2 separate regions of the Homo sapiens genome follow, and region 1 is linked to region 2. The links are chromatin contacts, found by Hi-C or POLR2A ChIA-PET in ENCODE. All regions are on one chromosome and are shown on one strand. Each heading gives the region's core, a stretch centred on a gene start or an enhancer-like site at or near the end of the contact. The rest is flanking DNA. Distances are from core to core; before and after follow the strand shown.

The links. Hi-C counts contacts between places; a loop is a spot of excess contacts on that map. ChIA-PET counts read pairs that join two places held with the same protein, here RNA polymerase II (POLR2A). Pooled maps may share reads with other maps.
Region 1: a loop to region 2 is called in a map of MCF 10A, with 13 times the contacts of the local background. The contact joins the promoter of LINC02410 here to the enhancer-like site in region 2. A Hi-C loop is called at or near these places in 5 of 168 maps with a recorded cell type or tissue (Caco-2, HepG2, MCF 10A and 2 more) and 3 of 50 pooled maps. POLR2A ChIA-PET finds 5 or more read pairs at or near these places in 9 of 52 experiments (AG04449, Caco-2, HEK293 and 6 more).

Annotation. Positions count from the first base shown.
Region 1 is chr12:95,797,002-95,804,381 of GRCh38, forward strand. It overlaps LINC02410 (long intergenic non-protein coding RNA 2410), which reads left to right and starts at 6,096. Exons shown (of 2, transcript NR_135016.1): 1 at 6,096-6,269. The region is part of intron 2 of SNRPF-DT (SNRPF divergent transcript); the gene reads right to left.
Region 2 is chr12:95,760,250-95,767,485 of GRCh38, forward strand. The region is part of intron 2 of NTN4 (netrin 4); the gene reads right to left. Among named protein-coding and RNA genes, the nearest start is that of NTN4, 27 kb to the right of the region's middle. Within about 2 kb of position 3,949, at least 2 of the 41 ENCODE cell types and tissues checked have a DNase peak (open chromatin) inside an H3K27ac peak, as active enhancers do.

The DNA.
Region 1 (7,380 bases), core at 4,846-7,345, 39 kb after region 2:
GTGTGAATAAACAGAGTGCCTCTGAGAGAATGAGTGGAGTCTATTAGGAGAAGGAGATTCATAGGGATTCGTGGAATGGGGAAGAAAAAGCAGAGGAGGGACAAACAAATAAAGGCTTTGGCAAGTCAAGCTGCTTTGTGTTGGGAGGTTCTCTGAGTCATAATTTAGAAATGACATATAATAGATTAGGAAAAGAAGACTTGGAAGGTGAGCTAAGGGCTACTTTATGAGAATACCTGGGTCTACACCAAGATGAGGATAGGGATAATGGACAGGGGTTGGGAGGAATTGAAGAAGAACCAAAAAGAAATTGATAGAACTTTGTAACTGACCATGGGATTGGCCGAAGACTGGGAAGAAATTAAAAATGACTTGGGCCAGTGCGGTGGCTCACACTTGTAATTCCTGCACTTTGGGAGGCTGAGGCAGGCAGATCACTTGAGGTCAGGAATTCGAAACCAGCTTGGTCAACATGGCGAAACCCCGTTTCTACTAAAAATACAAAAATTAGGCAGGTGTGGTGGTGCATGCCTGTAATTCCAGCTACTCGGGAGGCTAAGGCAGGAGAATCACTTGAACACTGTGGCGAGGAGTGGGTGGGGGGTGAATGAGGGGGGACAAAAAAGTGACTTGGATTGGGGGCTCTGAATCTGGTTAGTTGAAAAAATAATAATCTCTTTTGCAGAAATAGGAAAATCAGGAGATGTAGTTGGTTTGGGAGGTGACTGATTCTATTTGGAACGGGTTGACTTAGTGAGGATGGCAGACCAGTCATGTCCAGCAGATGGTTAAACTGGCTTTAAAGCTTAGTGGGACAGTCAGACAATAAAATTTATAACTTTACCTAATTCATAATTACACTGATAAAACCTTAGCATAGGAAAAGACCTTGGAAGTTATTAGTCCAACCTTTTCTGACACGAGAAAACTGAAGTCCATTTAAAACTTTTTATTTCACAGGCCCCAGCCTAGTCAAGGTTATACAGCTAGTTAGGTTTGGTGACTAAGCTGGGTTTGCAAATTTAGCCTTTTCTTTGCCTAGTACTCTTATGCAAGCAATTGAGAGTACAAAGATTCTACTCAATTTGTCTAGTTCAACGAAAGTACTATTGTCTAAGTATTAGAAAATCAAGCTTAAAAAAGCTCACAATCTACTGAAGCAGCAATTTGATTAAAAACATCCCTTGTCCATAGGTGGGATTTCAAGATATGTAATATAGTAGAATATGTTCAAGATGTTAATTAAGCTAGATATGCTTCTGGTTTGGTTTTATCTATAGCTCCTAATTACCCTGGACACTTTCCGATCCTAAACCTGTGCTGCAATTTCAAACACAAGTGCCTTTCTGAATATTTTTATTACAATTGTGCCTTACAAGATTACAATGCAATTTAGAGGGTAAATCTATGACACAATCTGCTTCAACCCTAAATTCAGTATAATTGACCTCATCATAGAAGAGGCATTCAGTTATCAGAAACATTAGAAAAACTTCATTAACCAGTATTAAAACTGTACCATCTCAGAGCTCAAATTAATGGTTTCAGGATGTTAATACATTTTGAAAACCTGTAAATGAATTTTAAGCAAATTGGTTTGGAAGGCCGAGGTGGGTGGATTACATGACGTCAGGAGTTTGAGACCTGCCTGGCCAACATGGTGAAACCCCGTCTCTACTAAAAATACAAAAAATTAGCCAGGTATGGTGGCGGGCACCTGTAGTCCCAGCTACTCTGGAGGCTGAGGCAGGAGAATTGCTTGAACCCAGGAGGCAGAGATTGCAGTGAGCCAAGATCATGCCATTGCACTCCAGCCTGGGCAACAAGAGTGAAACTCCATCTCAAAAGAAGAAGAAGAACAAGAAGAAGAAGAAGAAGGAGGAGGAGGAGGAGGAGGAGGAGGAGAAGGAGAAGGAGAAGGAGAAGAAGAAGAAGAAGAAGAAGAAGAAGAAGAAGAAGAAGAAGAAGAAGAAGAAGAAGAAGAAGAAGAAGAAGAAGAATTTTAAGCCAATTAGCCATAGCCACTCAAGGTTACAATAAATGTAAGTCCATTTAGGTTTCTGCACTCTACAAAATAACACCTCAAATGTTCTACCTTAGACCTTCTCTACTTATAAATGCTATTTACTCACAGAAATATTCCTCACTAAATTTAAGGAATTAAAACTTTAAAGCCAAATTAATACAAAAATATTAATTGCTCTGAAGCCCAAGCACTTTTTTATGCATGTAGTAAGTCTCTCTAACATAACTATTGAAGATTCCTTCATCGTAAAGAAAAAGCACATCATTTCCCCACTATCTGTCCTCCTTCAGAAATGTTTGAATGAATACAATATTTATTGCAAACAGAGAAAAAGGAATCTTTTTTTTTTAAAAAAGATGAATTCTTCTTAAAATGCATGATATTTCTATCATGAACAGAATTCTTTCTTTGGTAATGAAATCCTTTAAAGCTATAGTAACACTTTCAAAATAATATTAAATTTTACATTGAAAAGAATCCTGAAGTGGCAGGGGAGTTCCCAGTCTATTAATGACCCTATAGGAAGGGTGAAGGAGGTACAGATTATTATCTCTTACTCTGAAATTTAAAAAATCACAGCCTGCAGACTTGAGGTAATAAGTAGCTAAAGTCAGTAGCTTTGAATTCCTTTCTCAGTCTCACTGGTACGGTCTTGGATATAGCACTTTTAAATACACAAAGACAATCAAATATACTTATTGTTTCTCCGTGTGTCCTGTTTTTTGGTATACAAAAGGAAATTTAAGTGCCCCATTTGTAAACTCCAGATATCCTGCAATCAGTAAATAAATATCTTGAAAATGCAACTCATTCAAAGAAATACATCAATAGAGTCCAACAGAGAAAGGAAAACTTCCCTGTGCAAATCTGGGTGAGCCTGTCCTAAGGTGCTTATCTTTTTTTTTTTTCTTTTGAGATGGAGTCTTGCTCTGTCACCCAGGCTGGAGTGTGGTGGCGCCATCTTGACTCACTGCAGCCTCTGCCTTCCAGGTTCAAGTGATTCTCCTGCCTCAGCCTCCTGAGTAGCTGGGATTACAGGCATGCACCACCACATCCGGCTAATTTTTTTTGTATTTTTAGTAGACACGGGGTTTCACCATGTTGGCCAGGCTGGTCTTGAACTCCTGACCTCAGGTGATCTGCCCGTCTCGGCCTCCCAAAGTGCTGGGATTACAGGCATATGCTACTGCACTTGGCCCTAATGTGCTTACTTTTGATAGAAATTTTTTCCTCATTATAACCAATAACAAATAGCTAGCATTTATTGGGGACTTAATATACAGCAGGCCTTGTGCTAAACACTCTACATACAAGATCACCTTCAGACTTCTTAGTCACCCTAGGGAGAGACTGTCAATTGTCATCCTTGCTTTACAAATGAGAACTGAGACTCACCCAACTAGTAAATAATAGAGCTGAGACTGTAACCCAACCACTGGATTCCAAAGCCCATGAGTGAAACCACTGTGTTCATCATGGGTCTTTGGGAAATAACAGAAAAGCAGTTAGTAGGGCAAACCCATCTTCCAAAGAAACTGAGGCAGGAAAATAGGGTCTGGAGGCAGGGAGCATAAGGCTGACTCATACTTCAGCTATAACAGGAAATATCGTCTCCATAGGGCATAGGCTGTAAATGACTTTGTAACTTTACTTCATCCTTTCCATTTACATAGGGTGTACCTGAAGTAACCAATGGAATCCTCTAGGTATTTAAACTCCCAAAAATTCTGTAACTGGGCCTTTGAGCCTCTATGCTCAGGGCCACTCCCACACTGTGGAGCGTACTTTCATTTTCAATAAAACCCTTCATTCCTTCCTTGCTTTGTTTGTATGTTTTGTCCAATTCTTTGTTTAGGACACCAAGAACCTGGACACCCTCTACCGTTAATAAAACCAGCTTTCATTTTGGTATGGCTCCTTCTAATCTTATATCTAGCCTATATAGCCATACAATTTTTGTTCCATGTTTTCTTTACTTTTTAAATTTTTTTAGATGGAGTTTCGCTTTTGCTGCCCAGGCTGGAGTGCAGTGACGTGATCTCGGATCACTGCAACCTCCGCCTCCCAAGTTCAAGTGATTCTCCTGCCTCAGGCTCATGAGTAGCTAGGATTACAGGTGTCTGCACCATGCCCGGCTAATTTTTTGTATTTTTAGTAGAGATGGGGTTTCATCATGTTGGTCAGGTTGATCTCAAACTCCTGACCTCAGGTGATCCACCTGCCTCGACCTCCCAAAGTGCTAGGATTACAGACGTAAGCCACTGCACCCGGCCTTTCTTCACTTATTATTAAGTTATTAGAAATTCTACACAAACATCAGTTTTCATGGCCATATACTGTTCCAGTGAGTGGATCTACCTTATTATACTTTTGTGTTATTTTCAGATTTTTGCTATTATTCATAATAGTTTTATAGCTATCTCTGTTAAACATTTTGTTAATTTGAGTTTTTTTAATTTTTATTTTCTTATCATCATTAAAATGAAAATATCAGCTCAAAGAAAAGTTACATTTAGGCCACATTGTCAAATTTCTCTCCAAAAATGCTGCATCCATCTGTACAACTATCACTAAGGTATGGTGCCTATTTCACCTCACCCATACCAGCATTGAATATTATACTTTAAAAGTATAAATTTTCCAATTTAGTATGTGAAAAGTGATATTTGTATTAGTATTTCTTTTATTAGATTATATGTAAAATTGAATTTTTTTCTTTGCTTGCTAATCAGTTTTATTTCACCCTTTTTACTAATTATCTAAGATGGAATGAATTTCCAATTTCCTAAGGAAGTTAGACCTTTCTCCATTTCTAATATATGCGTTTAATGCTACAAATTTCCCTCTAAGCACTGCTTTTGCTGTGTCCTGTGAATTTTGATAAGTTGTACTTTTATTTACATTTAATTCAAAATATTTAAAATTTTCTCCTGAGATTTCTTCTTTGGCTCATGAGTTATTTAGAAACACATTGTTTAATTTGCAGATATTTGGGGATTCTCCAGCTAACTTTTCTGAGATCATATTTTGTATAATTTCTATTCTTTTAAATTTGTTAAAGTATGTTTAATGGCCCAGCATATGGCCTATCATGGTGTATATTTCTTGTGAATTTGAAAAGAATGTGTAATTCAGCTGTTATTGAAGTATTTGATAAACGTTCACTAGGTCAAATTGACTGATCTGTTCAGATCATCTATAGCTTTACTATTTTCACCCTTTTCAAATGATAGTCACTGTTAGCAACTAGTAAACAACAGAAGAGAAAAGTAAATAGGAAACTAATTACACTTTTAGTGTATATTGTAGGAAACAGACTGCCATGCATGCTTTCCATGAAGTTTTTGGTTTGTATCTATTACCTCTTTCCACAATGAAGAGGATGTAAGAGAGGAAAAGCAGGGTAAGAGGGTGAGCCAGAAACACAGAAGAAGTTGTTGAAAGGACACACCAAACACATCACCAGTCTGAGATTTTTTCCATATTTTATGTAATGCTTTCATGCCTATTGAGAAAATAAATGCTTGTTGATGAAGATTTTAATCTTTATTGGCGTTCTTTGGAATTCTTGTTTTTTAACACAAAAGTGATAGTATAACTCTTTTAAAAGACATCTATATAATCTTATGTTTTGAACTGGCTCTCTTTTCACTGAAAAATACCAAAAACTCACAGTTATAGAGTTGGAAGGGTAACTGTAGTACAGAAAGTTTGGCCAATTACATAGTGTTACAGTTTTAAGAGCTGCTTCCAAAGCAATCACACTATTCGGAAAAACTTTTTCATAACAAATGTGTTCTTCCTTTAAAATGTAAACAATGAGCCAATCTTAGAAGCAAACATTGACCGCAGAGTCATATCAAGTCCGTTGTTATAAGTACTTTAGTTTTAACAGTGCAGAAACGTGAAGGATAGGTTTACTTTTTAACTCCAACCCTGTTCAAAGATCACTTATTGGCCTCTGAAGGCACAGGTGGCATGCCTGTTATAGTTTAACAGGTAGCCTCTGGGTGAGGTATAGTAGTTCAGATAACTTTGGATGCTTTGGATGCTCTCATGTGTGGCAGTATGCACTTGCTAAAACATTCTCCTCTCTGGGTCTGGAAGCCTAGAGTCTATATCCATATGAGGCACTGGGCAGGTATTCCAGACTTCTGAGTCATGGATGAAAAATGCCATCTTGCAACTGACACAGCAATTCCTTTGCCAAGAAATCATCATATCCTTAGTTTCTTATGTTGAGGTAAATATTCAAGTTCTTGGTAAATAAGGTAGATTTTCTATTTGCAACCTATATCTGAGTATTCATCCTTTTGATAACAAAATTTACAGGGAATATTTTTTCTATCAGAGGCACCGTTAATTATACTAGGCTCTCAAAAGAATTCCAGATTCGCCTCAAATACCAGCAACTCAATTCTATTCCACTACTCAGATCTGTTGGGTTGGGTTGAATTGGAATTGTATTACATTTATAGTTAATTTAAGGAGTATTTACATCTTTAGGGAATTTAGTTTACATTTTTATGAACATCATATATTCTCCATGTATTTAGGTCCTCTTAAAGACATTTCAACAAAGTTGCCTAATTTTCTACATAAAAATCTTGCCAATCATTTATTAGATTTATTACTATACATATTTTTGATTATTTTTATATATGATATATTTTTAAAAGTAATATTTCTTAATCTTTGCTGTATGGGGATGTCATTGATTTTTGTCTATTGATCTTATATCCAGCAACCTTACTAAATTCCTAATTCTAATAATTTGTAGTCTCTTATGCCTAACTCCATGTTTCCATATAAACAACCATATTGTGTACATTTAGGGACCATTTATTTCTTCTTTCCAATCTTTACAATTTTTATTTGTTTTTCCTTTCTAATTACACTGGCTAGAATATGTAGTACATTTTGAATAGTCACAATATTGGAGGACTGGTGATTTCCTTTATTATCTTTGTGAGGCAAACAATATGCTTTAAAATGTTTGTTTTTTAGCTGGCAACTAGATGTTTTGTACCGAGAGAATTCAAGCTATGTAATCTGCACTATTGCTAGAGTCATTTCTTTTCTTAACTCTTTTCTCCTATGTTTACCTTCTCTACTAGTTGATTTGCCCTTTACACACTCTAAGTCCAAGTTTTACATTTGCTTTTCTCATTTCTAATGGTGTACTTTTGTGAAATTGAATATTGATTGTAGAATCTCCTACCAAGAACTTTTTTCTCTTTTCAAATTATTATACTTCTTAATATTCATGGCTTCTAGAAAGAATTAAATTTAAAAATAAAATTTACCTTCAAAGACAATGAGATGACCATGGATCTACCAAATGCTTTCATGAA
Region 2 (7,236 bases), core at 2,699-5,198:
TTTCCGGTCCAGACAGTGAGAAGGTGAACTATTCCCAGACTCATAGGAATACTAAGAATGGTTCAACTACTACTTTCTGACAGTTCTTTCTTCACTCTTTTAGAGTTTACCTCACACATATGCAGCTCAGTATTTAGCCGAAAACTTAAGGAGACCTTTGTGTACAGATCTCTGGACTTCTCTTATGTAGCTTTCTCCTCCCCAGTATTCTACCCAACAAATTCTAGCTGCCCTGGCCTCCTTGAGCACTCATCTCTGTCTCCTCAACTTGGTGGGCCCACTGGACTCTGGGTTCTCCTTCCTATGTGTTGGCTTGGAAATGTCCAATCAGCAAATTGGGGCAATTGTAGGGATTGTTATGTTTGTTTCTTCTTTCTCAGAGCACGGTCTTGTGCTGCCTGTTGCCAATGTCTGAAAACAATTGTATCATCTTTTTTTTTTTTTTTTTTCTCGCTTAAGCTGTGTGTTTGTAGTGGGGAAAGAAGAGGGGGGCAGTCATTCCTGTAGCAGTTAATCCCTCATGAGCAGAAGCAGAAATCTCATTTCAAACTGATAAGTTTTAAGAGGTTGGGACTTTTGGAGTGTCAGAAGTGAGACAAAAGGAAAAATCAATCTGATTTTAAGGAGATTAGTTTGAATACTAAAATGTAATTATTCTTTCTTATTCCTTTTTTACTCCATCTCCCTTTCTTCCTTAAAGGGGAGAGGATTCTACTTGAGATTTATTTTCCTTTCAGCAAATGAAAGTCGCAAGAATTGCTTCCTATATAGTTTGTTGTATTAGGAGGTATGCGCAGCATATAAATAGCGGAAACTATAGTGTTGCAGATATCCTTTTTTTACCCCTGAAGTAAATGAAAATTACAACAGCTCTGGGTAGATATTTCACTTCTTGGGTTAAAAGTTCTTAGACTTTCATTTTGGTCCTGCTGTCATTCAACAGGATCAGAACAAAGCTATGTATACTCTTCCATGCTTCAGTCAATTAACTCTAATATCAAGGTATTTTAATGCAGAATGTAGAATTCTGTGCATAGTAAAAGTGAATTTTCCCGAGGCAGGACAAAAGAGATATTCTTTTTTTTTTTTTTCCCCAAGACGGAGTCTCGCTCTGTCTCCCAGGCTGGATAGAGTGCAGTGGTGCGATCTCGGCTCATTGCAACCTCCACCTCCTGGGTTCCAGCGATTCTCCCACTTCAGCCTCCAGAGTAGCTGGGGTTACAGGCACTCGTCACCATGCCCAGCTAATTTTTTTGTATTTTTAGTAGAGATGGGGTTTCACCATGTTGGCCAGGCTGGTCTCGAACTCCTGACCTGAAGCGATCTGCCCACCTTGGCCTCCCAAAGTGCTGGAATTACAGGCGTGAGCCACCGTGCCCAGCCCAAAAGAGATAGTCTTATAAGTAAAGTGCGTCAAAAGACATTAGAAGAGTCACCTAGGTTGTCTAATTTACCTACAAAACCTGGTCACACTAGGAAAACGATAAACCATGAACACATAGTTGTGAGCACCCAGAATAATTCTTTAAGTCTACCTAATTATATCTACATTTCTATTAACACATAGTTTTTTTCTTTTATCCCCCTCTTTAAGAGTAAGATAACTCTTCAGCTGTAATGAGACCAAATGCTAGTGAACTTATCCATGGTGGCAAAAGCTTTTAGCCATTTTTGCCTGTTTAAGTCATTAAAATTATTTTATTACCTCCTGTTTATCTCCTCAATTAATCTTCCTTATAAAATGCATATATATACATATATATTATTCATATTATATATGTTAAACACGTTCCCTGACTGGGTGCCACAGAAAACCACCACAGTTGGCAATTAACTTGATGTTAAAACGAATTGAGTTTCTTGTTGAACATGTGTGTGCCTACTGGGGATTTCCAAAATGCAAACTTAGACTAGAATGTACTTTCCATTTTTTTCATTCAAGAGTCTTTATCAGGAGCAACCCCAATGTGCTGATTAAGGTTTAAAAAATTTTCAAGTTTTAAACCCTGTTACCCTGGTGGAGAGATCCTGGCTACCAAACAGACTTCAAAGGCACCTCCAACTTGCCCTAAGCCACAGACAAATATTTGCTGTTACTCTAGTACTAGGCAGCATAGGGCCACTTTGTCCTTCACTTGTAGGAGACCTTGAGGATAAGTATTAATCACATCATGAAAGGTTTTCTCAGTAGAGATGAATCTCACATATCTTTTCCCATTAAGTTTCGGTCTGAAGTATGAGGATTAGTTGCAAGAGTTGAATTAAGAAAGAGAACTGAAAGCTGAGTTAGAAGAAAAGACTTGCAGAAATAAAGACCAGCAATTGGCTTTAAAAGTAAAAAGCAGATATTTTTCTCTCTACTGTGTCCTACATGTACTGAAGTACGAGCAGTGCAACTGAAAGAGAGGTGAGTCTAATTCACATGATTCGTATAGAGACAGAAAACAGTAAATGGTATGAAATTAGTCTGTTTCCTTCTGCTCATGGAGTAGAGATTTATATAGGAGAGCTGAAAGTACAGAATTTTTCAGGATGTTTAAGCTTTGGGCTTGCAGAGCAAGAAAGCTCACAATAGAAATTCTGGGCTCGAAAGAGAAATTGGCAAACAAACTAACTCTCATTTCGGCTTCTAAAACTGTTTCTTTCCTATACATTTAGATAAGAAAAGGCATTTCTAACATGAATCAATTGCAAATGTGGCTCATATAAATTCCGACTGTGTCTCTCATCATCAGTGTCATTTTTGTTTTTAAATAATGACAAAGCCATAATTAAATAAGATAAAAATCCTAAGTTTCTGTGACCTTAAGCCTTTTCATAAAGAAATACTTGTTTATTAGTTCAAACTTTACTTATTGAGGAAATGCTTTGTATGAGGCACTGAGACTCTGGATACAAAAATGGATAAATTAATAATGCATAAGATTCCAATTGTCCCCTAATTCTTGAAAATTGATCTCTATCAAAAGTGGTATTAGAAACAGCTCAAAGAATTTTTAATAATCAAAAAAGAACATGAGGCCATTTAACTCAAATTTCTCAATGCAAGAAGTTCCTCTATAATGGCTGATGCCCATTCATTCTCTGCTAGCTCCTACAGCCTCATCAGGCAGCGTGTTTCAGTTTTAGAAAGGTCTAATTAACAAAAAGTTCTTCTGTGTTAAGCTAGAGTCTGTTCCCTGAAACTCCTAATACTGGCCTTAGAGCTATACAAAACAAGTCTACTTTATCTTCAACATGGAAATCCTTCAAATATTTAAGGGCAGCCATCAACTTAACTTCTATTCTCCAGGTAAATTATCTATAATGTCTCATATCACATAGTTTCTACACCATTTACCACTCTTGCTAAGTAGCAGATGACCTCTCTGTAACTCGTAAGCACATGTTACTAATGACGGTATTTTCTAGACATTTTCCTCTCCACGATGTCAAGCGAATTCTAGCCTCTATTTCTGAACCTTTCTTTTTCCAATTTTATTTTTTAATCCAAATAAATTTCAAAGATTTTTCCATAATGTAATATTCAGATTTTAAAAGACCTAGAGTACTTTCAACACAGCTGTTGGGGAAGAAATGAAGCTGACTGAGTGGAGACAGTAGCATGAGACAGAAAAATATGTTTTTATGAGACCTATTATTTACATAGCCTCTTGAGCACCCACTTCTAATCATGGTAAAACTGGAATGCAAGACTGAAGTTCCAATGTCATTATTTTGGGAGGTGAGAAAGGGGAGGAAAGAGTCACTTCCACATCTGAATTAGAGTGTTTTGATATGACCTGCATATTTCTATAACATCTGTCATTGCATCATTTAGTTCATAAGAAAATAATATTTCTGGTTACATGCCAATGATACTGACAGGCAGACTAGCAGTCAAGGCTGAGTCATAGAAGGGTGGGGTTGTGGAGAGCCACAGCTGTAAAACATGTAACTGTCCCTTAAGCAGCTGAAGTGATGCAGGAGGCTGACTGGAAACTGAGCAGGAGATTAAAATGGCCTTTGTGGATGACAGCAATTGGAGTCAGCTCTATAGGTAACAGACCCTCTTGGCTATACTCACAGCACCTGCCAGAGCATCTAGAAGTAGCTAACTGCTTTATTAAGTGGGCTTTTAAAGAAGGAGAGCTGGCCGGGCACAGTGGCTCACGCCTGTAATCCCAGCACTTTGGGAGGCCGAGGCCAGCGGATCACCTAAGGTCAGGAGTTTGAGACCAGCCTGGCCAACATGGCGAAACCCCGTCTCTACTAAAAATACAAAAATTAGCTGTGCATGGCGTCAGGCACCTGTAATCCCAGCTACTCAGGAGGCTGAGGCAGGAGAATTGCTTGAACCCAGGAGGCGGAGGTTGCAGTGAGCCAAGATTGCACCACTGCACTCCAGCCTGGGTGAGAAAGCGAGACTCCATCCCCCCGCCCCGACCAAAAAAAAAAAAAAAAAGCTAAAAAAGCACCAGAAATAATACATCACTGAACTCTTGGCTGTCACTTTCTACCTGTGCCTGGTGCATGTTTTATAAAGTTCTTGGAAAATGAGTGTGTGTGAAAGTTTTGATTACAGTACTTCAAATTGAGAATCTTTTACACGTTATAACTCCCTAACTTGAACAGGACCTTAAGAGAGATTTTTTTAAAGCATATTAACCTGTCATATAAATTATGAGGAGTGCCTATCCCTAATAAAAGAATAAAGGCAAGTCCCGAAAGGGAAGCCAGAGGAGGGCTAGAAATCTAACTTGTTCACTCACTCACTGTAGAGCAACCTCTTAACAGAATCACTTGGAAATTCCTTCATGAATCTGAAATACCAACCAGATGTAGGTGGATACATTTCTTTCAGTTTTGATAAGACATTTTACTTTAAGCTCATACTTGTATCTTACCATAACATTGCTGTCTAAAAATATCTTTAAAAACATAGTTCCTTATCTTGTACTTGACATTCATAACACAGTTCAAAAAGAATTTGTAAAGTCTCAATAAATATGTCAAACTAAATATGGAATGAAGAGACAAGAATTGTTCTTTGTACCTCTGATTTGTTCACTTTTATCTAAATCTAACTCCCACTCTATTATTGCCTGTCTAGGTAGATGACTGGGCTACTGCTTTAATGAGAAGACACAATTCTTGTGTTCACGTTATCTACTATTAAATGCCAAGACTGATGTTGTCCTCTAACTCAATGTCTGTCCAAAAGCACTAAGCAAAAATGTAGACCCTCAACGCTCTTGGAGACATTGACAGTTGACCAAAGTTAGTACTGGAAGTCCCTAACTTACGACTGGGTTGTGCTCTAAAGATGTATTTGTACGTTAGTTGTCTGGGCTTTAGAAGGCATTTTGTGTCCATTTTGTTTACCACCATATCCTTGGAGCCTCGGAAGGTGCTAGACATATAGAGGCACCCACATATTTGTCGAGTGACAGGATGAACTGGCCCCAAAAGTCTACTTCACTAATAATGTAATAGAATTATATGATTATTAATAATAGCACTTATATAGTACTTAGCCATTTATAAAACACGCTTATATATGCTTTATCTTAGTCTTTCTCACATTGATCCAACTTACAAAGGAAGAATCCAAGGCCCCTAAAATACAGAGATAGCCTTTTAGGGTACTTTCGAGATTTGAGTGTGCAATGAGAGAGATGGAACTAGACAGATAATAGTGGAAGTGGAGAACCAACTTAAGAGCTGGCACCATCAGAGCCTGGTGACAGACTAGAGCCCAACTCACACACGCAGACTGCCATATTGTGTCTAGTATCATTATAAATATAGATAAAATGTCACCCATTAATACAGAGACTCAGAAAGACTCAGGGACTCCTCGCCTTTTTCCTCTGCCTTCCTTTTCTTTGGCAGTTAAGTGACATCCTTATGTTCAGTGGCTAAAAAGGGTGCTCCTCTTACAGTAGCAAGAAATAAGATTTCCCTAAAAGAGTTTCACCAAAATTATGGGCTCCTGCCTAGCTAGCTGAAGACTCAGTGATCTTGCTAAGCAGTGTCCAACACAAGCCCTCTTCTATTGGAGTCGTTGGATGTAAAATATTTTCTTAAGTCATAATCTATATTGACAGTTAAATGGGATATTCAAAGGTCTTGACCTAAGCCTCTGAATCTGGACATAAATCCTCTCTGTACCTTTTCTCACTGTAGATCATTCAGCCTTTGCGGAAACATTTCATGGGATGAGAAACTGAAAGGAATTCATTTGGTCTTTGGATACAACAAGTTTTTTAGAAAGTTATTTGGTCATACTCTTGCCTTTTGAAAGCATCAGAGCCCATTTAATCCCTCTTCAAACATCTAAAGAATGCTAGCAATTCCTGAACATCCATAAATCCTCTCTCATAGGCGAAATATCCCAAGTTAATTGTTCATTATATAACGAGGTTTCTCATTGATCTCACCAGTTCTGCTCAGCTTTCTCTAAATAGGAATATCTTGACCTGCGCATAATATTCTAGCTGTGCTTGCCTAGACGGGAAGACAGAAGGGCTCTTCTCTTGTTTGGAGCATTATTCTTCCATGAATGTAGCCTAAGATTGCATTCGCTTTTTTGGCAGTCATGGTATACTGTTGACTCACGTTGATCTCAGTCAATTAAAACCTTCAGGTCTTTTTCACATGAATGGCTGATAAGTCCACCTCTCTGGTGTAGTACAGCTGATTTTTGTAAAAAGGAATTAATATTTATCACTGTTAAGTTTAATCTCATACATTTTACTCAAGAATCTTTCACACTGTCCCCTGAGTTTTCTTTCTTAAACAGTTCTGATTATGTTATCTCTACTCAGAAAAACTGTTGATGGATCTCCACTACCCACAGGATTGAGTCCAAACTGCTCCCCGTGGAGCACCCAGGGCTAGCTTCATCTTCCTCTGTCTCCCTTTCTTCCCCACCCCTCACCACACCACCCTCTCCAACCACTCTCAGGATTGGCTTTCCTTACACAGGTGCACTTTTCCATGGAACTCCCTGCTCTACCTTTCAATTATTACCCATCCTTTAAGAGACAACAATTTAAAGGTCCCAATCAGACTAACTCCTTAAAGACAGGAATATACTATAATGAGGTACAGGTAATAGGGAAGAGGCACAGCTCAGAAATTTCTCACAAAAAAAAGTTTATTTTGTTTGTTTTGGCAAGGAAAATAATATTTAAACCTCTCTCACCGAAGAAAGTTTTCTCCCTTAACTAGTTTCTCCTCCCAGCTCCAAAA